Linked DNA regions of Homo sapiens: region 1 is linked to region 2. Evidence: read pairs that join two places in POLR2A ChIA-PET (ENCODE). Cell type or tissue: PC-9. All regions are shown on one strand. Each heading gives the region's core, and the rest is flanking DNA. Links, peaks and the distances in the headings are about the cores only.

Region 1 (15,277 bases), core at 2,502-10,501, 57 kb after region 2:
TTTCTTTTTTTTTAAATGGCAAGTGTTGTTTTTTTAGCTCAGATACATTTAGAAAAAAGATAATTGTCTTTACATAGGTTTATCTGATCATATTACTCTCAATAAAATTCTTTAGTGGCTTTGCATAGTAAATGGAATCAAGTTGAGACAAGTTCAGACTCCTTACTTAGCTTGACACATAAAGCTCACTACCTCATAGTTTATCTCACGTCATATGTCTCCCTCATACGCAACTTGTTTTATCCATGATACATGTGTGTACTACTTTCAGGCCTCTAGATGAGGGGTTGGCAAATGTTTTCTGTAGAGGACTAGATAGTAAATATTTTAATGTATGGACCTTAGCGTTTCTTTTAAGTACTACTCAATTCTGTTGTGGTAGTAAACTGCAGGACCAGCCCAGAGAGTGTCTACTCTGTTGATAACAGAATGTCAGGTTACTTTGTAGATATAAAAGAGCCAAGATTGCAAGTCATGTAGCCTGGGCATGCACAATAGAAAAAGCTTTGATCTTTAACAGCACCCAGAACCAACATCCCTCCTCTCCTCCCCCAGCAGAACCAAGAAGTCTGGGACATGACCAGAACTTGAATGCTGGAACCTTTTCAGAAGCAGCGGGTCCATTGGCCGTAAAGATCCAGGGCTAAAATTTGCCTCAGCATACCTTACCGAAATGGTTAAGTTTGAAGCCCTCCAATCAGACCTTGGCAAGCCAACATTTCCAGGTCTTTTCCCTTGCCCTCCAACCTCTTAAAACTTGTCCCAGACTCCAAATCAGGGAGATAGATTTGAGCTGGGCCTCCTGTTTCCTCACTAGTCTGCCTTGCAATAAAGCGTTTCTTTTCTCAAAAGCTGGTGCCTCCTACCTGTAGGAGGTCTCCTTCCTGTAGGAGATAGGGAAAAAAAAAAAAGCTGGTGCCATAGTATTGGCTTCAATGCATAATGGGCAGAGAGCCCATTTGCTAGATAACAGCACAAAAGCAGCCACAGACAATAATACACAAACAAATGAAATGGCTGTGTTTCAGGAAACTTTATATATAGACACTGAAATTTGAATTTCATGTAATTTTTTTTTTTTTTTTGAGACGGAGTCTCGCTCTGTCGCCCAGGCTGGAGTGCAATGACATGATCTCAGCTCACTGCAACCTCTGCCTCCCGGGTTCAAGCGATTCTTCTGCCTCAGCCTCCCGAGTAGCTGAGACTACAGGCGCGTGCCACCACGCCTGGCTAATTTTGTATTTTTAGTAGAGACGGGGTTTCACTGCGTTAGCCAGGATGGTCTTGATCTCCTGACCTTGTGATCCCCCCTGCCTTGGCCTCCCAAAGTGCTAGGATTACAGGTGTGAGCCACCACGCCCAGCCTGGTAGCCACCTGTTAAGGGAAGATTACTATATGCCAGGCATTGTGTTAAGGATCATTATTTAATCGCCTAAGTAGTCTCTTCCTGACATTGCCCTCCTATGGTATTTTTTTTTTTTTTTTTGAGACAGAGTCTTGCTCTGTTGCCCAGGCTGGAGTGCAGTGGTGCAGTCTTGGTTCACTGCAACCTCTGCCTCCTGGGCTCAAGTGATCCTCCCACCTCTGCCTCCCTAGTAGCTGGGACCAATGTAACTGTGATGTTACAGAAAAAAATAAAGCAGGGAAGAGAGATGGGGAAGAAATCAAAATCTGAATTGAGATTGAGCCACAATACTTGGCTAATTTCTGTATTTTTAGTAGAGACGGGTTTTTGCCATGTTGCCCAGGCTGGTCTGGAACTCCTGAAATCAAGTGATCCACCCACCTTGGCTTCCCAAAGTGCTGGGATTACAGGTGTGAGCCACTGTGCCCGGCCTGTGATATATTCTTAATATGGCAGCAGAGAGAAGCTGTCAGATTGGAGATGCTGATGCTGTTAAAGTCCAGTCATATCGTTCCTCTGCTCAAAACCTTACAGTGACTTCCTATTTCTGGCAAAATAAAAGCTAAAATCCTTACAACGGCCTTTAAGGTTGTATGTGAGCTGCTCCCCTCTTACTTCTCTGACCTTATCTCTTAACACTCCCTTCCTTAATCTCTGCTCCAGCTTCTTCATCTCCTTGCTTTTCCTTGTTCATGCTGGGCATATACCCTTTCATTTCTGGTTTCCTCTGTCTGGAATACTGCATAGCTTGTTCCCTCAATTCAGATTTTGATTTGAATGCCTTGGTTCCTATTTTGATTTCTTCCCCATCTCTCTTCCCTGCTTTATTTTTTTCTGTAGCATCACAGTATATAACACACCATATTACATCATGTATTTATTTATTTTCCTTGTTTGATGTTTCCCCTACTAAAATTCGAGTACCATGAGGACAGGGATTTTTGTCCTGTTTGCTGCTGTTTTTGTAGTACCTAGCAAGCACAAAGTAAGTGCTTAATAATGTTTGCTGAGTGAATGAATAAACTGCCACAACCCTATGCCATGGACACTGTTATTTCATTTTGCAAATGAGGAAACTAAAGCCCAGAGAGGTTAAATGATTTGCATAGGGTCACATGACTCTTAATCTTCCTGCTGAATGGCTTTATCTCCTGTCATCTCATTATGCCTCTGTGCTCAGTCATGGGACACTAAATATTTGTGTATGTTTATGTATGTGTGTGTGTATGTATGTTTGAATATCATATACATGTTTTATCTTCTGTGCCTTTGCTCATGTTGTTTCCTCAGGAGACATCCTTCCCCTTTCCTTCCCCTTACTGAGGTAGAACTTTATTTGCAGGAGAAATGGTGATTTAGAGGAGTTGCTGGGTATGAAGATTGTTTGGTGAGATAGAGGGATGAGTATTGTGAGCTAAGGCCAAATGATGGTAAATGCATATAATGTATGTTCAGGGAGCGTTTGGTTAGAATGAGGTTTTGTTTGAGTATGATAGACCATGAAGTTAAAGAGAGGGAGGGAGGGTTATGGTCCCACCATTGAGACCTCGAGCTTCAGGCTAAGGAGCAGGTATTTTTATCTTGTCCCTTGAAGGTTTTTGAGCAGGAGAGTGTTAATGAAAAAATAGTACTTGGAAAAATATTTGATTTTGCAGTGGTGATGAGAATAGTTTGAAGTAAGAACACTTAGGAGATTATTAGGATGACATAGTTCAGAGGTGAGGTAATCAGGGCTGAAGTTTATAATTAAGAGTGGAAATTGGCTGGGTGTGGTGGCTCACGTGTGTAATCCCAGCACCTAGGGAGGCTGAGGCAGTTGGATCACTTAAGGTCAGGAGTTCGAGACCATCCTGGCCAACATGGCAAAACCCCATCTCTACTAAAAATACAAAAATTGGCCGGGTGTGGTGGCGTGCACCTGTAGTCCCAGGTATTCAGGAGGCTGAGGCACGAGAATTGCCTGAACCCAGGAGGTGGAGGTCACAGTGAGTCGAGGTCCTACCACTGCACTCCAGCCTGGGCAACAGAGAAAGACTCTGTCTCAAATAAATAAATAAGTAAATAAGAGTTGAAATTAAAGTGCGGAGATGAGACACTAGACAAACACCAAACACAAACACACACACACACAAAATAAGGCTGGGCGCGGTGGCTCACGCCAGTAATCCCAGCACTTTGGGAGGCCAAGGTGGGAGTTTGAGACCAGCCCAGGCAACATAGTGAGACCCCCCCCCTCCTATAAAAAATTTTAAAAAATTAGCTGAGTACGATGGCATGTGCCTGTGGGCCCAGGTACGTGGGAGGCTGAGGTGAGTGGATTGCCTGAGCCTGGAAGGTCAAGGCTGCAGGGAGCCATGATCCTGTCACTGCACTCCAGCCTGGGTAACAGAGTGGGTGTCTCAGAAAAAAGAAGGACTACATTAAGACTAAATCCCAGCTACAAATACATTCATGTGCCACATAATGATATTTTGGTCAATGATGGACTGCATATACTGTGGTGGTCCCATAAGGTTAATGGAGCTGAAAAATTTCTGTTGCATAGTGATAGGGTAGCTGTTTTAACGTTGTGGCACAATGCATTTACTCTTGTTTATAGTGATACTGGTGTAAACAAACCTGTGCTGCCAGTTGTATAAAAATATAGCAGGTACAATTACATATAGTATATAATAATTAAAACTTTATAAAATTCAGTACTAGATGATACTGCAATAACATACAGTACATAATATATAGTGGATATACATATATTACATAGTTCATAATAAGCTGTGTTACTGGAGTATGCATTTACTATACTATACTTTATTATTTTATTTTCCTGCAAATACCTCATCTACTACTTGAGTTTAATTTTTTTTTATAGACAGGGTTTCACTCTGTCACCCAGGCTGGAGTGCAGTGGGGTGATTGAAGCTCACTGTAGCCTCCAACTCCTGGGCCCAAGCAATTCTCCCATCTCAACCTCTTGACCATGCCAGACTAAATTTTTTATTTTATTTTATTTTATTTTTTTTGAGATGGAGTCTCGCTCTGTTGCCCAGGCTGGAGTGCAGTGGCACAGTCTCGACTCACTGCAACCCCCGCCCCCCAGGTTCAAGCGTTTCTTCTGCCTCAGCCTCCCCAGTAGCTGGGATTACAGGTGCCTGCCACCATGCTTGGCTAATTTTTTTTTTTTTTTTTTTGAGATGGAGCCTTGCTCTGTTGCCCAGGCTGGAGTACAGTGGCGGGATCTCGGCTCACTGCAACCTCCACCTCCTGGGTTGAAGTGATTTCTGGCTTATTTTTTGTGTGTGTTTTTAGTAGAGACAGGGTTTCACCGTGTTAGCCACAGTGGTCTTGAACTCCCGACCTCAAGTGACCTGTCCTCCTCAACCTCCCAAAGTGCTGGGATTACAGGCCTGAGCCACCATACCCAGCCTAATTTTTGTATTTTTAGTAGAGATGGGGTTTCACCATTTTGGCCAGGCTGGTGTCAAACTCCTGACCTCAGGAAATCCACCTACCTCAGCCTCCCAAAGTGCCGGGATTACAAGCGTGAGCCACCACACCTGGCCTGTGGTGTTTTATATCAGGGATTTGAGCATCCATGGATTTTGGTATCTGCAAGGGTGTCCTGGAACCAGTCCCCATAAATAATGAGACAACTGTGTATCTCAAAGGTGACACCGTAAAGGGAGATGATCATGATCTGGAAACTTTGATAGAAAGGCAAGAGAATGACAATCATATCTTGCTCTGGGGGCGGGGGTGGTAAAGGTCGTAGTAAAGAGAGAAATGTGAGAAAATACTTGAAGGAGGACAGCCAGGGTTAAGTCAAGGTAAATAAGTGGAAGGACCATTGTTCAGAAAGATTGAGGAAGCCTGAGATTTGGTATGATAAGAGTGAGTATTGTTTTGGGCATAGTGGAAAGATTTGGGCAGTGACAGTGTGGAAAGAACCAGGGTTGAGGACCTACAGATTAGGAAGATAGGTCATGGTTCGTATCATATTGCCTTTGTCTTTGGTGACCTGGGATTATAGAGATCAGAGGGAATGTTGGAAGTTATTGATTGACTTAATTGTCTGGACTTTGCAAGTTGTTTTGGTACTGAAACTGGTTTAAAGATTCAAATAGTATATTACTTGATCTCATAGAGGTGGTAAATCCTTTTTATAAAGTTAGCGTCAAAGGCAACAAAGACTGTATTCTGGGTGAGGGGTTGAATAAGCAGAGTTGAAATCACTTGTTAGGTAAAGGCTCCCAGAAGGAATGTGGTGAAAAGCCGATTGTGTCCAACGACTCCTGTGATGCTTATAGAGGGGCTATAAAGTTCCCCCAGGTTGAGGGGAATGTGGTGACAGGGTTCATTTTAGAATAGAGTGATTATCAGTTTAAAATTGAATGGCTTGTGGATATATGCTAGAAGGAACCAGAAATGAATATCTGTTAGGATACTGGGATATGGGTTACAATTTTTTTTTTTTTGAGGCAGAGTCTTGTTCTGTTGCTCAGGCTGGAGTGCAATGGCGTGATCTCTGCTCACTGCGACCTCCGCCTCCCGGCTTCAAGAGATTCTCCTGCCTCAGCCTTCTGAGTAGCTGGGATTACAGGTGCCTGCCACCCCATCTGGCTAATTTTTGTATTTTTAGTAGAGACGGGGTTTCGTTGGCCAGGCTGGTCTCGAACTCAGGTGGTCCACCGCCTCGGCCTCCCAAAGTACTGGGATTACAGACGTGAGCCACTACTGTGCCCAGCTTTTTTTTTTTTTTTTTTTTTTTTTTTTGGGACACAGTCTTGCTCTGTCGCCCAGGCTGGAGTGCAGTGGTGAGATCTCGGCTCATTGCAACCTCCGCCTCCTGGGTTCAAGCAATTCTCTTGCCTCAGTCTCCTGAATAGCTGGAACTATAGGTGTGCGCTGCCATGCCCGGCTAATTTTTGTATTTTCAGTAGAGACGGGGTTTCGTCATGTTGGTCAGGCTGGTCTCGAACTCCTGACTTCAGGTGATCCGCCTGTCTCGGCCTCCCAAAGTGCTGGGATTATGGGCATGTGCCTGGCCAGATATGGGTTAATTTTTAATTTTAAAATATGCTAGAATTTTTTTTTTTTTGAGACAATCTTGCTCTGTCACCCAGGCTGGAGTGCAGTGTCATGATCATATCTCACTGCAGCCTCTAACTCCTGGGCTCAGGAGATCCTCCTGCCTTAGCCTTCTGAGTAGCTGGGACCACAGGCATGTACCACCACACTCAGTTAATTTTTAAAGTTTTTTTTGTAGACGGGGTCTTCCTATGTTTCCCAGGGGTCTTGCTTGTCTTGAACTCCTGGGCTTAAGTTATCCTCCAACCTTGGCCTCTCAAAGTGTTGGGATAACAGGTGTGAGCTATTTTACCTGGCCTTTCTTTTCTTTTTCTTTTTTTTTTTTTTTTTTTTGAGACAGGGTCTTTCTCTCTTGCCCAAGCTGGAGTGCAGTGGTGTGATCTTGGCTCACTGCAACCTCTGCCTCCTGAGTTTGAGTGATTCTCCTACCTCAGCCTCCCTATTAGCTGAGACTACAGGCGCGTGCCACCATGCCTGCGCCACCATGCCTGCTAATTTTTTGTTGTTGTATTTTTGGTAGAGATGGGGTTTTGCCTTATTGCCCAGGCTGGTCTTGCACTCTTGGGATCAAGTGATCCACCTGTCTTGGCCTCCCAAAGTGCTAGGATTACAGGTGTGAGCCACCACACCTGACCTTTTTTTGATGGGGGTCTCACTGTGTTGCCCAGGCTGGACTTGAACTCCAGGTCTCAAGTGATCTCACATCTCAGCCCTTTCAGCATGAGAATTTGTCCTTCTCTTCCTGGTTGGGGATCATAATGTCTTCTTTTTTTCCCCTCTTGTTATACTATTCTTGTCCCATCCCACTTCTGACTTCACCCTTTTCTTTTGTGTGTTTTTCCTTGTCTTATGGTTTCTTCTCTTGTGTGGCTCTACTATTTTATGGCCCCTTCTCTGGCAATGTTTTAGTTTCTATTCTTGATTCCAGCTCCGTGAGTCTTTTCCTCCCACTTTCCATTCAGTTGAGAGGGAATAAGAGAGTACATTTTTACATTTAAGTCAGAGAATGTTTGTCATTCCTATTTAACTAAACTCTCATAGCACTCTTTCCTCACAAGCTGATGGTTAATTCATAGAACCTTTAGGTCTGTTGGATCCCCCTATCTAATTAGCTCGGCACAGGAGTCAGGAGCATGTAGTTTTTTTTTTTTAAATTAATTAATTTATTTTTATTATTTTTATTTTTTTAGATGGAGTCTCGCTCTGTCGTCCAGGCTGGAGTGCAGTGGCGCAATCTCGGCTCACTGCAAGCACCGTCTCCTAGGTTCACACCATTCCCCTGCCTCAGCCACTAGAGTAGCTGGGACTACAGGCACCTGCCACCACGCCCAGCTAATTTTTTTTTTGTATTGTTAGTAGAGACGGGGTTTCACCGTGTTAGCCAGGATGGTCTCGATCTCCTGACCTCGTGATCTGCCTGCCTTGGCCTCCCAAAGTGCTGGGATTACAGGCGTGAGCCACCGTGCCTGGCCCCAGGAGCATGTGGTTTTTATGTGGAGTTAGGAGTTGAAGGTGAAATAAGAGGTTCCTTAATCTGCAAGGCATTGTTGGTAGAGCTTTTGCCTTGAGAGATGACTCTGAGTGTGCTGACCAATCTGTCAAGGATGATGAGAGCTAGATTACTGTGCACCAAAGGAGAATGACAGTATCCTTTGGTGGTTTAGAGGAAGGCCAGTGTTTACACAGCAAGGGCATCAAGGCAGGCTTCATGAAAATACTCGACTTTAAGAATGAGGATGATTTCAATAGGAGGAGATTAGGGAGAATGATGCTGGTGAATTTATGGACTACGAAGGCAGAGAGAAGATGCTAAAGCAGCGTAATTATAAATGCAAAGGTTCAGATAAAAAAACCCGGGGAGCATATTTAGGAAATAAGGAGTAGTTGAGTATACAGCAGCAGGAAGAAGGAAAGCTGGGTCCAGAGTATTGAGGCCCTTATATGCTAAGCTAAGGAGTTGAGGTGCAACTTGGTGCTCATTGTTTGTCTTAGAGTTCTCACTAACCTTAAAGTTACTGAGAATTTACAAAGGAGTTGTTGAGCCTAGAGAAGCGATACAGTTTCTTATCGTTGATGTAAGATTGTACATCATTTGAACCTTAGTTTTGTGACATTAGCGTCTAACATTTATTTGTAGGTATTTCCTCTTAGTTTTTTTTTTTGAGATGGAATCTCGCTCTGTCGCCCAGGCTGGAATACAATGGTGCGATCTCGGCTCTCTGCAATGTCTGCCTCCCGGTTCAAGCGATTCTCCTGCCTCAGCCTCCCAAGTAGCTGGGATTACAGGCATACGCCACCACATCCAGCTAATTTTTGTATTTTTAGTAGAGACGGGGTTTTGCCATGTAAGTTAGGCTGGTCTCAAACTCCTGACCTCACGATCTGCCCACCTCGGCCTCCCAAAGTGCTGGGATTATAGGCGTGAGCCACTGCGCCTGCCCTCCTCTTAGTTTTTAAAGTTTTGAGATAAAATTAATGTACTATAAAATTTACCCATTTAAAGTGTATAATTCAGTGGTTTTTAGTGTATTCATAGTAATGCATCCATCACCACAATTTTAGAACATTTCAGCATCCCAGAAAGCAACACTATACTCATTAGCAGTCATTCCCTATTTCTCCCCCAGTCTTCCCAGGCCTAGGTGACTATCAGTCTACTTTCTATCTCTATGGATTGATCTGTTTTGGAACATTTCATATAAATGGAATCATACAAAATGAGGTCCTTTGTGATCAGACTCTTTAGCATGTTTTCAAAGTTCATCCATGTTGTAGCATGTATCCATACTTAATTCATTTTTATGGCTGAATAATATTTCATTGTGTTGATACAGCACATTTTGTTTATCCATTCTTCAGTTGATGAACATTTGGGTTATTTTCATTTTTTGGCTACTATGAATAATGCTTTTGTGACCATTAATGGACTTTTTTTGTATAAACTTATGTTTTTATTTTTCTTGGGTATGTACGTAATAGTGGAATGATTGGGTCATATGGTATCTCCATGCTTAACTTCTCGAGAAACTGCCAGTGTTCTCCAGAGTACCTATACTATTTTATATTTTCACCAACAGAAAATGAGAGTTCCAATTTTTCTACATCCTAACACTTTTTTTTTTTTTTTTTTTTTGAGAAGGAGTCTTGCTCTGTTGCCAGGCTGGAGTGCAGTGGCGTAATCTTAGCTCACTGCAACCTCTGCTTCCTGGGTTCAAGCAATTCTCCTGCCTCAGCCTCCCGAGTAGCTGGGACTATAGGTGCGCGCCACCACGCCCAGCTAATTTTTGTATTTTTAGTAGTGACGTGGTTTCACCATATTGGCCAGGATGGTCTCGATCTCTTGACCTCGTGATCTGCCTGCTTTGGCCTCCCAAAGTGTTGGGATTACAGGCATGAGCCACCGTGTCCGGCCTACACTTTTTTTGTTCTATTTTGTTTTGAGACTGGTCTCACTCTGTTGCCCAGGCTGGTGTGCAGTGGTGCAGTCACAACTTACTGTAGTCTTGACCTCTGGGGCTCAAGCAATCCTCCTGACTCAGCCTCCCAAGTAGCTGGGACTACAGGTGCACGCCACCACACCTAGCTAATTTTTGTGCTTTTTGTAGAGACAGAGTCCCACTTTGTTGCCCAGACTGGTCTCCCGCTGAATTCCTGGGCTCAAGCAGTCCTCCTGCCTTGACCTCTGAAAGTGCTGGGATTACAGGTTTGAGCCACTGCGCCAGGGCCTAGCCAACACTTAATTGTCTTTTTGATTATAGCCATCTTAGTGGATGTGAAATGGCATCTCATTTGGTTTTGATTTGCATTTCCCTAATGACTAATGACATTGAGCATCATTTCATGTGCTTTTATTAGTCATTTGTATATCTTCAATGGAGAAATGTCTGTTCAAGTCCCTAGCCCATTTTTAATTTTAATTGAATTTAATTTGTGGTGTTTTTTTTTTTTTTTGAAACGAAGTTTCGCTCTTGTTGCCCAGGCTGGAGTGCAATGGCGTGATCTCGGCTCACTGCAACTTCCACCTCCCGGGTTCAAGCTTTTCTCCTGCCTCAGCCCCCCAAGTAGCTGGGATTACAGGTGCCCGCCACTACTCCCAGCTAATTTTATTATTATTATTATTATTATTTTAGACAGAGTCTTCCTCTGTTGCCAGGATGGAGTGCAGTGGTGCGATCTCAGCTCACTGCAACCTCCGCCTCCCAGGTTCAAGCGATTCTCCTGTCTCAGCCTCCCAAGTAGCTGGGGCTACAGGCGCATGCCACCTCACCCAGCTAATTTTTGTATTTTTAGTATTGACGGGGTTTTACCAGGATGGTCTTGATCTCTTGACCTTGTGATTCCCCCTGCCTTAGCCTCCCAAAGTGCTGGGATTACAGGCATGAGCCACTGTACCCGGCCATTTTTTTGTATTTTTAGTAGAGATGGGGTTTCACCGTGTTGGCCAGGCTGGTCTCGAACTTCTAACCTCAGGTGATCTGCTTGCCTCAGCCTCCCAAAGTGCTGGGATTACAGGCGTGAGCCACCATGCCTGGCCTTTTTTTTTTTTTTTTCTTTTGAGACTGGGTCTTTGCTCTGTTGCCCAGGCTGCAGTGCAGTGGCATGGTCAGGGCTCACTGTAGCCTCATCCTCCCAGGCTCAAGTGATCTCTTACCTCAGCCTTCCAATTATAGGCATGTGTCACCACACTTAGCTAATTATTTTTTATTTTTTTTTTAGAAACAGGGTCTTGCTGTGTTGCTGGGGTTGGTCTTGAATTGAGCTCAAGCCATCTTCCTGCCTTGGCCTCTCAAAGTGCTGGGATTACAGGTGTGAGCCATGGTGCCTGGCTCTTTTTTTTTTTTTTAATTTATTTTATTTTATTTTATTTTTTATTTTTATTTTTTGAGACGGAGTCTCACGCTGTGGCCCAGGCTGTAGTGCAGTGGCGTGACCTTGGCTCACTGCAACCTCCGCCTCCCGGGTTCATGTGATTCTCCTGTCTCAGCCTCCTGAGTAGCTGGGACTATAGGCACGTGCCACCATGCCTGGCTAATTTTTTGTATTTTTAGTAGAGATGGGGTTTCACTGTGTTAGCCAGGATGGTCTCGATTTCCTGACCTTGTGATCTGCCTGCCTCGACCTCCCAAAGTGCTGGGATTACAGGGGTGAGCCACTGCGCCTGGCCCTGGCTCCCATTTTTAAAGTGATTTTTTTGTTGTTGAGTTGTAGGAGTTCTTTTTATATTCTAAATATTAGTCCATTATCAGATATATGGTTTGCAAATATTTTTTCCTTTTCTGTACATTGCCTTTTCACTGTCTTAATAGTGAATAATATACAAAAGGTTTTAATTTGATGAAGTCCAGGATCTTTTTTTATCGTGTATTACCTGTGCTTTTTGTGTCATACTTTTTTTTTTTTTTTTCCCTGAGATGAAGTCTCACTAAGTCGCCTCCGCCCGCCTCAGCCTCCCAAAGTGTTGGGATTACAGGCATGAGCCATCATGCCCAGCCTTTTTGCCATACTTAAGAAATCATTGCTAAATCCAAGGTTGTGACTCTTTCTCATTTTTTTTCCATAAAAGTTTTATAGTTTCAGCACTTACTTTTAGATCTTTGATCTGGTTTGTGTTCATTTTTGCATGTGGTGTGAGGTAAATGGTTCAACATAATTCTTTTATTTTTTTGAGTCAATGTTCTGCTGAACCAACATAATTCTTTTGTATGTGTATCCAGTTGTCCCAGTACCATTTTTTCATCCTCTGTGAATTTAATAAAGTACATCTTCATATTTTACATAATAAGACATTTCTTCATACTTTATATAAAACTGGCCTAACATTTCATTCAAAATATTACTATACAGGCCAGGTACAGTGAGTGGATGGATCATACATGTAATCCCAGAACTTTGGGAGGCTGAGGTGGGAGGATTGCTTGAGGTCAGTAGTTTGAGACCAGCCTGGGCAACGTAGCAAGACTCCATCTGTACCAAAAAAAAAAAAAAAAAAAAAAAAGAAGGCCGGGTGTGGTGGCTCACATCTGTAATCCCAGCACTTAGGGAGGCCGAGGTTGGAGGATCACTTGAGTCCAGGAGTTTGAGACCAGCTTGGTCAACATGGTGAAACCCTGTCTCTACTAAAAATACTAAAAATTAGCCAGGCATGGTGATCACGCACCTGTAATCCCAGCTACTTGGAATGCTGAGACATGAGAATCACTTGAAACCCGGGAGGAGGAGGTTGCAGTGAGCCGAGACTGTACCACTGCCCTCCAGCCAGCCTGGGTGGACTCTGTCTCAAAAAAAAGAGGAAAAGAAAAAATATTACCATTCAAAGTGAATATGAAATGTGTATTATTAATTGTGGAATACTAAAGTTGGAGTATATACCATAGAGGTTGTCTTCAGTCCTCCTTATTTTATAAATGTGGAAAGAAAGACCTAGAAAAGTTAACTGATGTCCAGTGTTGTATAGCTAATCAGTTGGAGATAATACGTTAACCCAGGTGTTTGCAAACTTTTTCTGTAGAGGGCCACATAGTAAGTATTTTAGGCACTGTGGGCCAAGAGGCAAAATAGGGTATTATGTAGGTACATATATTAAAAGAAAAAACAAATTTCCACAAATTTTGTATTGATGAAAATAAAAAATGTAATTGTTTAGTACTTTTTCATTTTGGTAATACATGTCTACAGATGAGAAGAATGGAATTCTTTTTTTGGGGAGGATAACAATTTGTTTAATTGAAGTTCAAAGTAAATGTTCCTTAGCCTTAAAATCAGTTGCAAATGTTCATCTGTTATTATTTATCTGTATGAGGTTTTATGTATTTAATCTTAGAAAATGTCATTTTTCACAGACAGGTCCTGCCAATTACTCATATCAATTCACAAGCATGTGTTTCTAATTGAGCCTGTTAGTCTCTTGGAAGGCATTTTAAGAATTCTGTTAGGGCCGAGTGCGGTGGCTCACGCCTGTAATCCCAGCACTTTGGGAGGCTGAGACCGGCAGATCACTTGGGCGGAGCTCCAGACCAGCCTGGCCCATGTGGTGAAACCCTGTCTCTACTAAAAATACAAAAATTAGCTGGGCGTGGCATGTGCCTGTAATCCCAGTTACTCGGGAGACTGAGGAAGGAGAATCTCTTGAACCTGGGAGGTGGAGGTTGCAGTGAGCTGAGATTGTGCCACTGCACTCCAGCCTGGGCTACAGAGTGAGACTCTGTCTGAAAAAAAAAATTGTTGGATTCTTTGATTTTTAAAACATTAGTTGAAGATTAATCACTTTAAATTTAAGGCTAGATGGAACCTCCCCAATTGCACAAGTAGATAGATTTTGAAATGGAGAAATTCCCTTTTCACTTGCACCAAGTTCTGGTGCAAGTATAAAATGCTGAACTTGGAAGATATATTCACTACAACTTTGTATGGGAATGGACATCTCTCATACTGTTTTAATTCTGGACAACACAGGAAGTGTATGTACTTTGACAATACTTGTGGTTCAAACAATATTAATTTTTATTGAAATGACTTTGTGGCAGCATAAGTTCTGCATATAATCACTGTTTTGCTATTTGACTAGGTTGAATTCATTGAGACACATGGTGAAGTCTGTCAGAAAAGCTAATTTCCAGAGCCATTCAGTGTTCAATTAAATAGTGGGTGTGGGTGGTCTCATTCAGAAAAATTTCAGCTCACCCTGAATTTTAAAAATTGCAGTAAAAATTTCCCTCTGCTAAGCTCAATCACTGCTTCAGAAAATAAACTGAAAAAGTTTATTTTCTCTGGATATACAATTCTTTGGCAGCTATAGTCAGATGTGATTTAGTTAACTAACTATTGCTAAGTGACTTTCCTTGCTTGGCTAATAGAGGTGATATTCAGAAGCTTACTTTCGTTGCATCCTCATTTGTAGTTTTTATTTTTGTGAAGAAATTTAGCTGTGAGGAGATATTCCATTTTATTTTATTAATATTTATTAATTTTTTTCTATTTTTCTTTTTTTGGAGATGGAGTCTTGCTCTGTTGCCCAGGCTGGAGTGCAATGGCATGATCTCGGCTCACTGCAATCTCTGCCTCCCGAGTTCAAGTGATTCTCATGCCTCAGCCTCCCCAGTAGCTGGGGTAACAGGCGTGTATTTTTAGTTGGAGGGGGAAGTTCTGCCATGTTGGCCAGGTTGGTCTCGAACTCCTGGCCTCAAGTGATCCACCCACCTTGGCCTCCCAAAGTTCTGGGATTACAGGTGTGAGCCACTGGAGGGAGAATTGCTTGAACCTGGGAGGTGGAGGTTGCAGTGAGCCAAGATCATGCCGCTGTACTCCAGCCTGGGCAACAGAACGAGACTCTGTCACCCCCCGCCCCCTGGAAAAAATGCGTTTTTTGACTTAATGATATTTTCAATTGTGATGGGTTAATTGAGATATCACCCCACTGTAAGTTTATGGGGACCTGTATTGGTGTCATTCCAGGTTACTGGAAAATTATTTCTGTAACCTGTATGTGTACACTGGTTAGCAATGTAGTTTTTACTGAGTCACAGTCAGAAAAGTTAGAGAAATATTTATAGAGCATATATGATGTCAAGTAAAAAATGTCTGAAATCCATGAAGACTGCCTGTCTTCCATGTACAACTTACTTCTTCAGATTTGTTATTTCCATTGGATAAGCTTCAGGTTTCTTTTATATGTTGATGTTCTCCAGGGCTATTTTCTAGCTTGGCTCTCTTTTCTCATTCAGCTTCTATGGTTCTTTATCTTTTGTTGGGTCATACACCCCTCGGAAAATTGATAAAATTTATGGACC
Region 2 (15,277 bases), core at 2,848-10,847:
TATTTTATTTGTTCTACCCTAGTGAATACAACCTTTGTCCTGGAGACCCCAGCTAGTCTAAGAAAACTTCCTAGGCTGAGCTCTCTTGGGAATCTAAGATAAAGAACTGAGATCCTGGGAAGAAGGGAACTGCCTCCTCTTCTTTCTGCAAGCCCAAAGCCCTCGGGACTGGGCAGGCAATGATACCACCCACTTTGCTACAGTGATAACAGACCCTGTGACAAGATAATGGGAAGTGTCACTGACATTAGCTGGGCATTTAGGCATTCTTTCAGGTAATCTTCCTCTGACCTTATGAGGAAAAGACTATTATTTATCCCCACTTTGTAGATGAGAAAATAGGATTAGAGAGATTAAGTAACATGGCCAACGTCACAGAGCTAGTAAGTGAATAAGTTGGAATTTGAACCTAGATCCCTGTAGTTTTAGAATATATACTCTTAACTCTTTATGACAACAACTGTGATTTGTCTGTTCTAGTCTTACACTCCCACTCCATCCAAGCCAAGGGCTCCCTAGGCCTTCAGACAACCTTTTGTGAGTATTTTTTGTTTTGTTTTTTGAGACAGGGTCTCGCTTTGTCACCCAGGCTGGAGTGCAGTGGCGTGATCTCTGCTTACTGCAGCCTCAACCTCCTGGGCTCAAGTGATCCTCCCTCCCCAGCCTTCCAAGTAGCTGGGACTACAGGCACGTGCCACCACACTCGGCTAATTTTTGTATTTTTGTAGAGACAGGGCTCCGCCATATTTGTCAAGCTGGTCTTGCGCTCCTGGGCTCAAGGGATCCATCTGCCTTGGCCTCCCAAAATGCTGGGATTACAGGTGTGAGCCACCACGCCCAGCCCAGAGGACCTTTCATGAGCCCCAGGGGGAGTGGGAGCCACTGTGACCAGAGAAAGAATCTGCTCCATTTCTTGCTCTGGGATTGGACTTCCAGAGGGCCGAGGTCATGGACAGGCACAGGAAGGCTCAGCCTGATGGTGGGGTCCTTCCCTTGGACAGTGGGTTTGAAGTGCCCTGAGCCTGGGCTGTGGGTAACTCACCTACACCTGAGAGGGAAATCTTGAGTAGACAAGCCAGGCCCTGGCCCTCCTGTTCATTCAGCAGAGCTCAGGGCATGGCAAGGGGCAGGAAGCTCACATCTCCCTGTGGCTGCAGCCTGCTTCAGTTCTAATCTGGCGCTGTAGAAGCTCTGAAGGGCAGTGGGGACCAGACCCCAGCGCAGCCTCCTCCCCAGCTGGAGCTGGTGCTGTCAATGGAGAGTGGGCAGGCACTGGCCTCACCCAGGCAGCCTGGTGGACAGGCGCCAGTTGGCTCCTAGCACAGCCTTGAGGACGTGTCCCAGTCTGGCCATGTACCCACGGCCCCAGACCATTCCCATTCCCACGACCTGTTCAGTGTCTGGCATGATTACTGCCATTACTGGTGGCCCCTGCTGGGGGTGTGCTGGTGTGTGAGGCAGTGCTTGGGGCTCTTGTCATGGGCATAGGCAAGAGAGTCAGGCATTTGCATTCATTGGACTTGGTCTCAGCGTCTTTCCATTAGGTTTTTGGTTTGTTATTTTTCCACCTGAGCCTGAGGCATTCCTTGGGCATCCTGAGTGATAGGCTTCAGGGAATTTATAAGGTTCCTGAAATTGTATGTAAAAAAGCATTCCTGGCAGGGGACGGTGGCTCACGCCCGTAATCCCAGCGCTTTGGGAGGCGGATCTCCTGAGGTCGGGAGTTCCAGACCAGCCTGACCAACATAGAGAAACCCCGCCTCTATTAAAAATACAAAATTAGCTGGGCGTGGTGGCGCATGCCTGTAATGCCAGCTACTTGGGAAGCTGAGGCAGGAGAATCACTTGAACCCGGGAGGCAGAGGTTCTGGTGACCCGAGATCACACCATTGCACTCCAGCCTGGGCAACAAGAGCAAAACTCCATCTCAAAAAAAAAAAAAAAAAAAAATTAATTCCTGTTGGCAGGAGAGCTGGAAGCTTTTTCCAGATACTCAAAAGTTATATATGAATAGTGAGGACTTTTTCTTTTTTTTGAAATGGAGTTTTGCTCTTGTCGCCCAGGCTGGAGTGCAATGGCACAATCTTGGCTCACCACAACTTCCACCTCCTGGATTCAAGCGATTCTCGTGCCTCAGTCTCCTGAGTAGCTGGGATTACAGGCATGCACCACCCTGCCCAGCTAATTTTGTATTTTTAGTAGAGACGGGGTTTCTCCATGTTGATCAGGCTGGTCTCAAACTCCCGACCTCAGGTGATCTGCCCACCTTGGCCTCCCAAAGGGCTGGGATGACAGGTGTGTGCCACCTTGCCCAACCAATTTTTGTATTTTTTAGTAGACACGGGGTTTCATCATGTTGGCCAGGCTGGACTCGAACTCCTGACCTCAAGTGATCCACCTGCTTCGGCCTCCCAAAGTGCTGGGATTACAGGCATGAGCTACTGCACCTGGCCTGATTCAGTAGGTTTCCTTTTTTTTTTTTTTTTTTTTTTTTAAAAAAAAAAAAGAGAAAGGGCCTCGCTCTGACAGCCAGGCTGGAGTGCAGTAATGCAATCACAGCTCACTGTAGCATCAAACCCCTGGGTTCAAGAGATCTTCTGCCCAGCCTCCCTAGTAGCTGGGATTACAGGTACTTACCACCATACCTTGCTTATTAATTTTTTTTTTTAATAGAGACATGGTCTCGCTATGTTGTCCAGACTAGTCTCGAACTCCTGGGGTCAAAGGATCTTTTAGCCTCAGCCTCCTGAGTAGCTGGGACTACAGGTGCATACCACTGTGTCCGGCTGCACGGTGAGGAATTACTGAGTAGGTACTGCCCACTCAGCACAGGAGGGACTTCGGAGTCAACCCCCTCGCTTCAAATCACAGCTCTGTCACTTTCCACGTGTGTGACTTTAGTCACGGTTCTTAACCTCTTTGTGCATGTTTCCACATTTGTAAATGTGGAAATGATTTCTATTTGATCATTGCTTTCATAGGGTTGTTGTGAGAAATAATAAGCTAGGATGTGCCTGTAATCCCAGCTACTCAGGAAGCTGTGGTGGGAGGATCACTAGAGGCCAGGAGTTTGAGACCAGCCTGAGCAACATAGCAAGACCCTGTCTCTACAAATATATTTTTTATTTATTTAATTTAATTAATTTATTTGTTTGTTTATTTATTTTGAGATGGAATTTCACTCTTGTTGCCCAGGCTGGAGTTCAATTGTGCAATCTCGGCTCACCGCAACCTCCACCTCCTGGGTTCAAGCGATTCTCCTGCCTCAGCCTCCCAAGTAGCTGGGATTACAGGAATGTGCCACCATGCTGGGCTAATTTTTTTTTGTATTTTTAGTAGAGATGGGGTTTCTCCATGTTGGTCAGGCTGGTCTCGAACTCCTGACCTCAGGTGATCTGCCTGCCTTGGCCTCCCAAGGTGATCCCACCTCAGCCTTCCGAGTAGCTGGGACTACAGGCGTGTCTACCAAGCCTGGCTAATTTTTGTATTATTATAGAGACAGGGTTTTGCCATATTGCCCAGGCTGGTCTCGAACTCCTGGGCTCAAATAATACCCCCCTTCGGCCTCCCAAAGTGTTGAGATTACAGATGCGAGCCGCTGTGCCCCACCAGGGAATAAAATTTTTTAAAACCCTAGTGCCATATGATGAAGGGGCCCCTGCTTTTGAGGGAAGGGCTCCTGCCTTTTCTCACGCTTCTCTCCACCCCAGGTATGATCTCATGTACCAGTGCTGGAGTGCTGACCCCAAGCAGCGCCCGAGCTTTACTTGTCTGCGAATGGAACTGGAGAACATCTTGGGCCAGCTGTCTGTGCTATCTGCCAGCCAGGACCCCTTATACATCAACATCGAGAGAGCTGAGGAGCCCACTGCGGGAGGCAGCCTGGAGCTACCTGGCAGGGATCAGCCCTACAGTGGGGCTGGGGATGGCAGTGGCATGGGGGCAGTGGGTGGCACTCCCAGTGACTGTCGGTACATACTCACCCCCGGAGGGCTGGCTGAGCAGCCAGGGCAGGCAGAGCACCAGCCAGAGAGTCCCCTCAATGAGACACAGAGGCTTTTGCTGCTGCAGCAAGGGCTACTGCCACACAGTAGCTGTTAGCCCACAGGCAGAGGGCATCGGGGCCATTTGGCCGGCTCTGGTGGCCACTGAGCTGGCTGACTAAGCCCCGTCTGACCCCAGCCCAGACAGCAAGGTGTGGAGGCTCCTGTGGTAGTCCTCCCAAGCTGTGCTGGGAAGCCCGGACTGACCAAATCACCCAATCCCAGTTCTTCCTGCAACCACTCTGTGGCCAGCCTGGCATCAGTTTAGGCCTTGGCTTGATGGAAGTGGGCCAGTCCTGGTTGTCTGAACCCAGGCAGCTGGCAGGAGTGGGGTGGTTATGTTTCCATGGTTACCATGGGTGTGGATGGCAGTGTGGGGAGGGCAGGTCCAGCTCTGTGGGCCCTACCCTCCTGCTGAGCTGCCCCTGCTGCTTAAGTGCATGCATTGAGCTGCCTCCAGCCTGGTGGCCCAGCTATTACCACACTTGGGGTTTAAATATCCAGGTGTGCCCCTCCAAGTCACAAAGAGATGTCCTTGTAATATTCCCTTTTAGGTGAGGGTTGGTAAGGGGTTGGTATCTCAGGTCTGAATCTTCACCATCTTTCTGATTCCGCACCCTGCCTACGCCAGGAGAAGTTGAGGGGAGCATGCTTCCCTGCAGCTGACCGGGTCACACAAAGGCATGCTGGAGTACCCAGCCTATCAGGTGCCCCTCTTCCAAAGGCAGCGTGCCGAGCCAGCAAGAGGAAGGGGTGCTGTGAGGCTTGCCCAGGAGCAAGTGAGGCCGGAGAGGAGTTCAGGAACCCTTCTCCATACCCACAATCTGAGCACGCTACCAAATCTCAAAATATCCTAAGACTAACAAAGGCAGCTGTGTCTGAGCCCAACCCTTCTAAACGGTGACCTTTAGTGCCAACTTCCCCTCTAACTGGACAGCCTCTTCTGTCCCAAGTCTCCAGAGAGAAATCAGGCCTGATGAGGGGGAATTCCTGGAACCTGGACCCCAGCCTTGGTGGGGGAGCCTCTGGAATGCATGGGGCGGGTCCTAGCTGTTAGGGACATTTCCAAGCTGTTAGTTGCTGTTTAAAATAGAAATAAAATTGAAGACTAAAGACCTAAGGTTTTGTCTCTTTTTTTTTTTCTTTTTTTTTGAGACAGTCTCACTGTGTTGCCCAGGCTGGAGTGCATGGTGTGATCTTGGTTCACTGCAACCTCTGCCTCCTGGGTTCAAGCGATTCTTGTGCCTCAGTCACCAGAGTAGCTGGGATTACAGGGGCTCACTACCATGCCCAGGTAATTTTTGTATTTTTAGTAGAGATGTGGTTTCGCCATGTTGGCCAGGGTGGTCTTGAACTCATGACCTCAAGTGATCTGCCTGCCTTGGCCTCCCAAAGTGCTGGGATTACAGTCCTGAGCCACCACACCTGGCCCCAGCTTTGTCTCTTAAATGTTTACTTTTTTTGAGATCACAAAGATGAAAGATTTTTATAGAGAGAAAAGTCTGGAAAGACATATGCCAAAATGTTAACAGCTGTTATCTTTTTTTTTTTTTTTTTGAGACCGAGTCTCACTCTGTCGCCCAGGCTGGAGTGCAATTGCGCGATCTGAGCTCACTGCAAGCTCTGCCTCCCAGGTTCACGCCATTCTCCTGCCTCAGCCTCCCGAGTAGCTGGGACTACAGGTGCCTGCCACCACGCCCGGCTAATTTTTTGTATTTTTAGTAGAGATAGGGTTTCACCGTATTAGCCAGGATGATCTCAATCTCCTGACCTCGTGATCCGCCTGCCTCAGCCTCCCAAAGTGTTGGGATTACAGGCGTGAGCCACCGCACCTGGCAACAGCTGTTACCTTTAAATGATGGGGTTAAGGGGACGTTCTTCTTTGTGCTTTCCAAGTTTTCTGCATTGAGCACAAAATGCTTTTGTAATTAGATACAGGATCCCAATGAATCTTATTATACTGAAGATAATACAGAGTCACCGTGGGCAGTTAGAAAAATGCAAAAAATCGGCTGGGCGCAGTGGCTCACGCCTGTAATCCCAGCACTTTGGGAGACCTGGGTGTGTGGATCACGAGGTCAGAAGTTCAAGACTAGTCTGACCAACATGGTGACACCCCGTCTTTACTAAAAATACAAAAATTAGCTGGGCATGGTGGCGCGTGTCTGTAATCCCAGCTACTCAGGACACTGAGGCAGGAGAATTGCTTGAACTCAGGAGGCGGAGGTTGCAGTGAGTCGAGATCCCGGCAGCCTAGGTGACAGGCGAGACTCCATCTCAAAAATAAAATAAAAATAAAAATGCAAAAAATAATAAAAGGTGCCAGTTACCTATACTCCCACCACCTAGAGATAATCACCATTGATCTTTTGAAAATGCAAATATTCAGCTGGGCACAGTGGCGTGTATTTTTTTTTTTTTTTGAGACGGAGTCTCGAGTCTCTCTCTGTCGCCCAGGCTAGAGTGCAGTGGTGTGATCTCGGCTCACTGTAACCTCTGTCTCCCAGGTTTAATCAAGTCTCTTGTCTTGGCTTCCCGAGTAGTTGGGACTACAGGCACGAGCCACTGTGTCCGGCTATTTTTTGTATTTTTTTGTAGAGACAGGGTTTCGCCATGTTGGCCAGGCTGGTCTCGAACTCCTGATTTCAAGTGATCTGCCTGCCTTAGCCTCCCAAAGTGCTGTGATAACAGGGGTGAGACACCATACCCAGCTTGTAATCCCAGCACTTTGGGAGGCTGAGGCGGGTGGATCACTTCAGGCCGGGAGTTCGAGACCAGCCTGGGCAACATGAAACCCCATCTCAACTAAAAATTCAAAAAAGTTTAGCCAGGCTTGGTGGCGCAGGTTTGTCATCTCAGCTACTGGGTGACTGAGGCATGAGAATCACTTAAACCTGGGAGGAGGAGGTTGCAGTAAGCTGAGATCTTGCCACTAAACTTCGGCCTGGGTGACAGATTAAGACTGTCTCAGAAACAAAACAAAACAACAAAAAAGCTTTTAGAGCAAGTTCATGGGAGATGCAGCAGGAGGCGCAGGAACCACACATGTGCTAGTGAGGAGTGTGGGGAGACTGGGAGGGCCCACAGGTATTGTGCTGCTTCTGGCTGAGGGCAGGGGAATAGGGTGGCTGCTTCTGAAAGCAAATATCCTGAAAAACCTGTTGCTGGTACTCCAAATTCTGGTTCCCATGTAGATCATGAAACCTGAAAAACTTCCAGGCAAGTAGCTTTCAGAATCTTTCCTGCTGTGATTAGCTTTCACTGCAGGTAGTGATTACCTGTGAGATAACATCTGGGAATTATTGATTGAAAAGACCTTCACTATCGGTTGGGGGCGGTGGCTGATGCCTGTAATCCCAGCACTTTGTGAGGCTGAGGCGGGTGGATCACCTGAGGTCAGGGGTTCAAGACCAGCCTGGCCAACATGGTGAAACCCCATCTCTACTAAAAAATACAAAAACTAGCCAGGAGTGGTGGCAGGCACCTGTAATCCCAGCTACTTGGGAGGCTAAGGCAGGAGAATCACTTGAACCCTGGAGGCGGAGGTTGCAGTGAACTGAGATGGCACCAGTGCACTCCAGCCTGGGTGACAGAGCGAGACTCCATCTCAAAAAAAAAAAAAAAAAAAAGAGGCCAGGCATGGTGGCTCACGCCTATAATCCCAGCGCTTTGGGATTTTCTGTCTCAAAAAAAAAAAGAGAGAGACTCTGGATCAAAAAGGATTTTCACAAACAGATCCAAAGAACCAGCATCCAGATTAAGAAACAGCATTAACAGCAACCCAGAAGCAACCCTTGGGACCTGCCTCAATCTCTGCCTCCTCCCTACTCCCCATAGGTAACCTCTATCCTGACCTCTTAACACCATGGATCAGTGAAGCTCCTTTTAAAAGTATATAAATGGAGTCATGTAGATTTGATTACTTTGCGTTTGGCTTCTTTCCCTCAGCAACATGTTTATAAGGATCATCTAACAACAGCAGTTTTGAAAAGTGAGTCTCAAAGAGGCAAGAATGGCCGGGCATGGTGGCTCACACCCGTAATCCCAGCGCTTTGGGAGGCCGAGGCGGGCGGATCACAAGGTCAGGAGTTTGAGACCAGCCTGGCTAACAGGGTGAAACCCTGTCTTTACTAAACCCTGTCTTTACTAAAAATACACAAAATTAGCCAGGTATGGTGGCAGGCACGTGTAATCCTAGCTACTCGGGAGGCTGAGGCAGGAGAATCACTTGAACCTGGGAGGGGGAGGTTGCAGTGAGCCACTACATTCCAGCTTGGGTGAGAGAGTGAGACTCCATCTCGGAAAAAAAAAAAATTAGCTGGGCGTGCTGGTGGGTGCCTGTAATCCCAGCTACTTGGGAGGCTGAGGTAGGAGAATTGCTTGAACCTGGGAGGTGGAAGTTGCTGTGAGACGAGATTGTGCCATGGCACTCCAGCCTGGACAAGAGTGAGACTCCATCTCAAAAAAGAAAATAATAATAATATAGTTTATTTTTCAGTATTTCATGTTGATTTATCTCAAATTTATTGTTGAATAAGAAGTGATACAGAGATTCAAAGTTATTTTTCCCAGATACTTTTTATTGTCCCAATACCACCATTTATTGAACAATCTATATTTTATGCACATTTCTTTTTTTTTTCTTTTTTTTGATACAGGGTCTTGCTCTGTTTCTGCCTGGGCTGGAGTAAAGTGATAGTAAACTGATTCTCCCACCTCAGCGTCCTGAATAGCTGGGACCACAGGCACACGCCACTGCACCTGGCAAATTTTTAAGTGTTTTTTTTTTTTTTTAATACAGAGCCTTGCTCTGTCGCCCAGGCTGGAGTGCAGTGGTGTGATCTCGGCTCACTGCAACCTCCGCCTCTCAGTTCAAGCGAGTCTCCTCCTGCCTCACACTCCCAATTAGCTGGGACTACAGGCACGTGCCACCACAACATGCTAATTTTTTGTATTTTTAGTAGAGACAGGGTTTCACCATGTTAGCCAGGATGGTCTCGATCTCCTGACCTCGTGATCTGCCCGCCTCAGCCTCCCAAAGTGCTGGGATTACAGGCTTCAGCCACCGCGCCCGGCCCAGTTTTTAAGTGTTGTAGAGATGGAGTCTTGCTTTGTTGCCCAGGCTGGTCTTGAACTCTGGGCTGAAGCGATCTGCCCACCTTGGCCTCTCAAAGTGCGGAGATTACAGGTGTGAGCCACCACACCCAGCCAGAATTTCTTGAATAATCTGTCTCCATTTCTCTATATAGCCTCATTGATCTATCTAAACTCCCATATCTATTTTGGTTGCTAGACTGTTCATCCCAATTACATGTGCCAGTGTCACTGCTACACTAATTGAATTACTATAAATGTATAATGTTTTCCTATATGTTCGTGGTACATTTTTTTTGCAACGTTCTCCCAAGGTCTGAGGAACACTATGTCAAGGCATGGCATGAAAGGAATACAGGTCTCCCAAGGCTTTAGAGAAGAATGATTTGTTCATGGTGTCACAAAGCAAGGGGTGAGGGGCACAATTGGGATGAAAACCCAGGGATCTACGTAATTCCTCCATCTTTCCACTGCCCCAGAGTGGGAAGGTAGGGGTAGCTGAGAGGTTTTGAGGACCAGAGGATAGCGGGGAGTAGTCTGGATAGACTTTTCTGTCTCTAAGTCCTGTTAACTCCACTCTCCTATTGCTTTTGCATGGGTCCCTCCCCAGCTATCAGCATCCTGAGGCCTCCTCTCTCACCCAGAGTATTGCAACAGCTGTGCAAACCTTCCTGACGAAGACCAGGTCAGCACTCCTTTGGTTATGAAGCCGCTGCCCCCAACACCTGTGGAATTTGTCTTCAGGGTTCTCCTTCCTGTTTTGTAATTATAATTATCTCGAGAGGCCGAGGTGGGTGGATCACTTGAGGTCAGGAGTTCAAAACCAGCCTGACCAACATGGTGAAACCCCATCTCAACTAAAAATACAAAATTAGTCGGACATGGTGTCATGCGCCTGTAATCCCAGCTACTCTGGAGGCTGAGACAGGAGAATCGCTTGAACCTGGGAGGCGGAGGTTGCAGGGAGCTGAGATTGTGCCACTGCACTCCAGCCTGGGTGACAGAGCAAGACTCTGTCTCACAAAAAAAAAAAAAAAAAAAAGGCCTGGCGCGGTGGCTCACGCCTGTAATCCCAGCACTTTGGGAGGCCGAGGCGGGCGGATCACGAGGTCAGGAGATTGAGACCATCCCGGCTAACACAGTGAAACCCCGTCTCTACTAAAAATACAAAAAATTAGCCGGGCGTGGTGGCAGGCGCCTGTAATCCCAGCTACTGGGGAGGCTGAGACAGGAGAATTGCGTGAACCCGGGAGGGGAAGCTTGCGGTGAGCTGAGACTGAGCCGCTGCACTCCAGCCTGGCCTGCAGAGCGAGACTCCATAAAAAAAAAAAGAAAAAAAAATTATCTCTCCCCCTTCCCTTTCCTCTCCATATAAGTTGTGTGCACACAGGGACCTGTCTTTTTTATTATGGTATCCTCAGCGCTTTCGCACTTCGTAGGCACTCAATGAATATTCATTAATTGGGTGTGGGGGTAAGGGAAAGGAGGGGTCTAGTAAAATTTATAACTGGCGATTTGGTGGTTGGTGAGAGTATTGAGTGCGTGCCTAGGGCGCACAGGGGAAAACACTGGTAATATTTACTTCACGAGACCTTTTTAGAATTAACTAAAAGTATCTAAGGGCCTAGAAGAGTTCCTGACAATTGGCCAAAGTTCAGTAAATCTTAGAGAACACTCCTCCCCTTTTCTCCAAATTCCTCAGTTTTTCCCCAGGGTAGAGCAAGAGCAAAGGAGAGAAGCCTTTTGGGCCCTCCCTAAGCCACAGACAGGTTGGGGAAGCCTCTGGATCATTAAAAGGCAGAAAATAATTTTACATTTGGTCCTCTAAAACCCCACAAGCCCCAAATCAGAAGGCTGTGCCTGGACTTAGCTCGAGCGAGCCCAGAAGCACCTGGTGGGATACGCAGCTGTGCCCCAGGCATTTCTACCCACGGGCTCCGGCCAGAGAGGCTCGCGCTAGGCGGGCTGGGCCCGCGGGACGAATCCTCACCTCTGCGGCCCACTCGAGAGCGGGGCCACACGCGGGCGTCACACGCGCGGTCACGAGCCGGTTTGCCCCGCCGGGGCTTGGCCGAGGCCGCTCGGCGGCGGGCAGGGAAAGGCTTGGCCTGGCCGGCGGGACACCAGCGCCTTTGTCCGCGGCGCAGAAGGGCCCCAGCTGCGGACAGAGCCGGCGCCCTGCAGGCCGCGGGGAGGAGCGCGGCGGGCGCAGGCGGTGGCGGCCCGTGGGCGCGGGGCCCCTGCAGGGACGGGGACAGACGCGCACGGAGCGGGAGCCCGGCAGCTCCGGGTCTACGGGATCCATCCTCCCAAGGGTGCCCGAGAACACTCCATCGTCGCGGAATGCCCGCGCTTCTTTCGTTAAAGCTGTCTTTGAGTTTGCCTCCTCTGGTGGTAAAAGTTAATTCCACAAGTATTGACTTGGCCCAGAGTAATAGCAAAGAACCGTGAGCCTCCCGTTTTTACGCCCTAGGGGCTCACGCTCTTGGAAACGACGAAAGCGTTGCCTGTTTGTCAAGAAAACTAAGGAAAAACAGAGAAGAAAGCTAAGACGCTCTACAGACAGTAAGCGCCCTGGAAGGGAGATGAGAGCTAGGTGGGTGGGGCCACGTGGCCGAAGTGGAAAAGGCCCTAGTGGTGGGGCTGGGAGCTGTGGGATGCCACATGCCAACAAAGTCAGCAAATGCCTACGGGGCAAAACGAAGATGAAGAGTCCGAGGGAATCCCTAAAGCCAAAAACCACAGAATGTTTGGTAATCATTACCATTCAACAAACAAACTTTCCCTCAATATATTTTTTAAGGTTGACAGAAATAACCCTTTATTAAAATGAAATGTATATAACAACATATAACGTGGATGAAAACAATACATGTGATCCTTAAACTATTTAAAATTTCTTTTCTTTTCTTTTCTTTTTTTTTGAGACAGAGTCTCGCTCTGTCGCCCAGGCTAGAGTGCAGTGGCTGTCGGCTCACTGCAACCTCCACCTCCCTGGTTCAAGCGATTCTTGTGTCTCGGTCTCCCAGCACTTTGGGAGGCCGAGGCGGGCGGATCACCTGAGGTCAAGAGTTCAAGACCAGCCTGGCCAATATGGTGAAACCCCGTCTCTACTAAAAATACAAAAATTAGCCAGGCATGGTGGTGAACGCCTGTAGTCCCAGCTAGTCGGGAAGCTGAGGCAGGAGAATCTCTTGAACCTGGAAGGTGGAGGTTGTAGTGAGCTGAAATCATGCCACTGAACTCCAGCCTGGGTGACAGAGGGAGACTCTGTCTTAAAAAAAAAAAAAAAAAAAAAAAAAAAAGGTAAGACCTGCTGGGCTGCATTCCCAGTAAGTTAAGGCATTCTTAATCACAGGATGAGATAGGAGGTCAGCACGAGATACAGGTCATAAATACCTTGTTTTTTGTTTGTTTGTTTTTGAGATGGAGTCTCACTCTGTCACTCAGTTGCCCAGACTGGAGTGCAGTGGCGCAATCTCGGCTCACTGCAACCTCTGCTTCCTGGGTTCAAGAGATTCTCCCGCCTCAGCTTCCCGAGTAGCTGGGATTACAGGCATCCACCATCAGGCCCGGCTAATTTTTGTATTTTTGTAGAGGCAGGGTTTTACCATGTTGGCCAGGCTGGTCTTGAACCCCTGACGTCAGGTGATCCTCCGGCCTCAGCCTCCCAAAGTGCTGGGATTATAGGCATGAGCCACTGCGCCGGCCAGACCTTGTTGATAAAACAAGTTGCAGTAAAAAAACCGGCTAAAACCCACCAAAACCAAGATGGCGATGAGAGTGACCTCTGGTCGTCCTCACTGCTACACTCCCACCAGCACCATGACAGCTTACAAATGCTATGGCAACATCAGAAGTTACCCTATATGGTCTAAAAAGGAGAGGCATGAATAATCCACCCCGTGTTTAGCATATCATCAAGAACTAACCATAAAAATGGGCAACCAGAAGCCCTTGGGGCTGTTTTGTCTATGGAGTAGCCATTCTTTTATTCCTTTACTTTCCTTATAAACTTGTTTTCACTTTATGATCTCGCTCTGAATTCTCTTTTGCAAGATCCAGGAACCCTCTCTTGGGATCTGGACTGGGACTCCTTTCCAGTAATGTAACCGCCCAAGGTGTTCACCTTGCCTCCTGCCTAGACAGAACCAACTTATCACAACCTTTTTGATAAATTGATAAATTTTGATCGCTCAGCTTATATTCAGTTCTTGTTAATCCCCTAAGCAGGAACTAATTTACTGGGGAGGGATTTAATGTTAAAGTTGGGCATAGGTCTACAAGTCAGCCCAAGAGGATTCCTCACCTCATTAAATCTACTCACCACTGCCGATGAAAAATATATTAATCCTAATGTCTGGTCCAAAAAAGGAAACCGAGGGAAATTCCAAGTCCCTCCGATCCACATCAAGCTAAAAACCCCAGGAGAAGTAGTAAGAAGGAAGCAATCCCTATTCCCCTAGAAGGTAGGATAGGGTTGAAACCTATAATCAAAGACCTTATTAAGGATGGGCTTCTCGAGCCCTGTATGTCCCCTTATAACACCCCAATACTGCCAGTCAAGAAATCAGATGGGTCATACCAGCTACTACAGGACCTTAGAGCTATCAACCAAATAGTCCAGACTACCAACCCCATTGTCCCCAATGCTTACACGGTTCTTAGCAAAATTCCATGTAATCATCAATGGTTTACCATAATAGATTTGAAGGATGCTTTTTGGGCATGTCCCCTGGCTGAAGATAGCCGAAATATATTTGCTTTTGAATGGGAGGATCGCCACTCAGGGCGGAAACAGCAATATCGAGATGGACGGTCTTGCTCCGACGGTTCATAGACTCTCCTAATCTTTTTGGCCAAATTTTAGAACAGGTACTAGAAAAAGTTGTCATACTAGAACAAATATGCCTTCTTCAGTACGTAGACGACATTCTTATATCTGGTGAAGATATAGAGAAGGTAACTGACTTCTCTACACATATTCTTAGCTATCTGCAGTTTGAGGGGCTATGAGTCTCAAAAAGAAAGCTTCAGTATGTAGAGCCCGAAGTTAAATATTTAGGCCACTTAATAAGTGCAGACAAGCGAAGAATAGGGCCTGAATGAATCGAGGGAATGGTGTCCCTACCCTTGCCTCAAACTAAATAAGAACTCAGGAAATTTTTAGGGTTAGTCAGATACTGCCGCTTATGGATTGACTCATGCACTGCACAGTAAACTGTTATATTAAAAACTTGCCCAGGAGAAGCCGAACCATCTCCTGTGGACTTCTGAGGAAGCTGATCAAGTCTAGAAGCTGAAGGAAAGGCTCATAACTGCCTTACCCTCCCTAGAAAAGCCATTCCACCTTTTTGTTAATGTGGACAGTGCGGTAGTTTTAGGAGTGCTGACTCAAGAACACAGAGGCCGCCGGCAGCCCGTAGCCTTCCTATCAAAGGTGTTGGACCCAGTCACTTGTGGATGGCCTCAATGCATCCAGTCCATCGGGGCTGCGGCAATACTGGTCGAGGAAAGCAGGAAGTTAACCTTTGGAGGAAAATTGACGGTAAGCACGCCTCACCAAGTTAGAACTATCTTAAACCAGAGAGCAGGGAGATGGCTTACCGACTCGAGAATCTTGAAGTATGAGGCCGTTCTGTTAGAAAAGGATGATTTAACATTGACCTCTGATAATTCACTCAACCCAGCAGGTTTCCTAACAGGGAATCCAAATCTATGGAGGGAACACACATGTTTAGATTTAATTGATTACCATACAAAGGTTCGACCAGACCTAGGAGAAACCCCCTTCCGGACTGGACGGCACTTATTCATAGACAGTTCCTCCGGGGTGATTGAGGGAAAAAGACACAATGGGTATTCAGTGATTGATGGAGAAATTCTCATAGAAATAGAATCTGGAAAATTGCCAACAATTGGTCTGCTCAAACATGTGAGCTATTTGCACTCAGCCAAGCCTTAAAGTACTTACAGAACCAGGAAGGAACCATCTATACAGATTCCAAGTATGCCTGTGTAGTGGCCCATATGTTTGGGAAAATTTGGACTGAAAGAGGTCTCATTAGTAGTAAAGGTCAAGACCTTGTTCACAAGGAGCTGATCACCCAAGTATTGAATAATCTTCAGTTGCCAGAAGA

The links. Peaks named below come from ENCODE experiments on the same cell type or tissue, not always from the same donor. Only the 100,000 strongest peaks of a DNase experiment are listed, where the experiment ranks them.
Region 1: POLR2A ChIA-PET joins it to region 2 with 7 read pairs; 8 of 35 experiments call an interaction of 5 or more read pairs at or near these places.

What each region holds. Positions count from the first base shown.
Region 1 is chr15:41,631,885-41,647,161 of GRCh38, forward strand. It overlaps a transcript of MGA not described here. Among named protein-coding and RNA genes, the nearest start is that of MGA, 21 kb to the right of the region's middle. In PC-9, for the core only: no CTCF peak of the experiment used is centred there; no DNase peak of the experiment used is centred there.
Region 2 is chr15:41,574,176-41,589,452 of GRCh38, forward strand. It overlaps TYRO3 (TYRO3 protein tyrosine kinase), which reads left to right. Exons shown (of 19, transcript NM_006293.4): 19 at 3,711-9,414. The coding sequence ends at 4,101. Among named protein-coding and RNA genes, the nearest start is that of TYRO3, 23 kb to the left of the region's middle. RefSeq lists a silencer at 11,294-11,403. In PC-9, for the core only: a CTCF peak has its summit at 7,084; DNase peaks (open chromatin) are centred at 7,166 and 9,846; H3K27ac peaks cover 379 bases.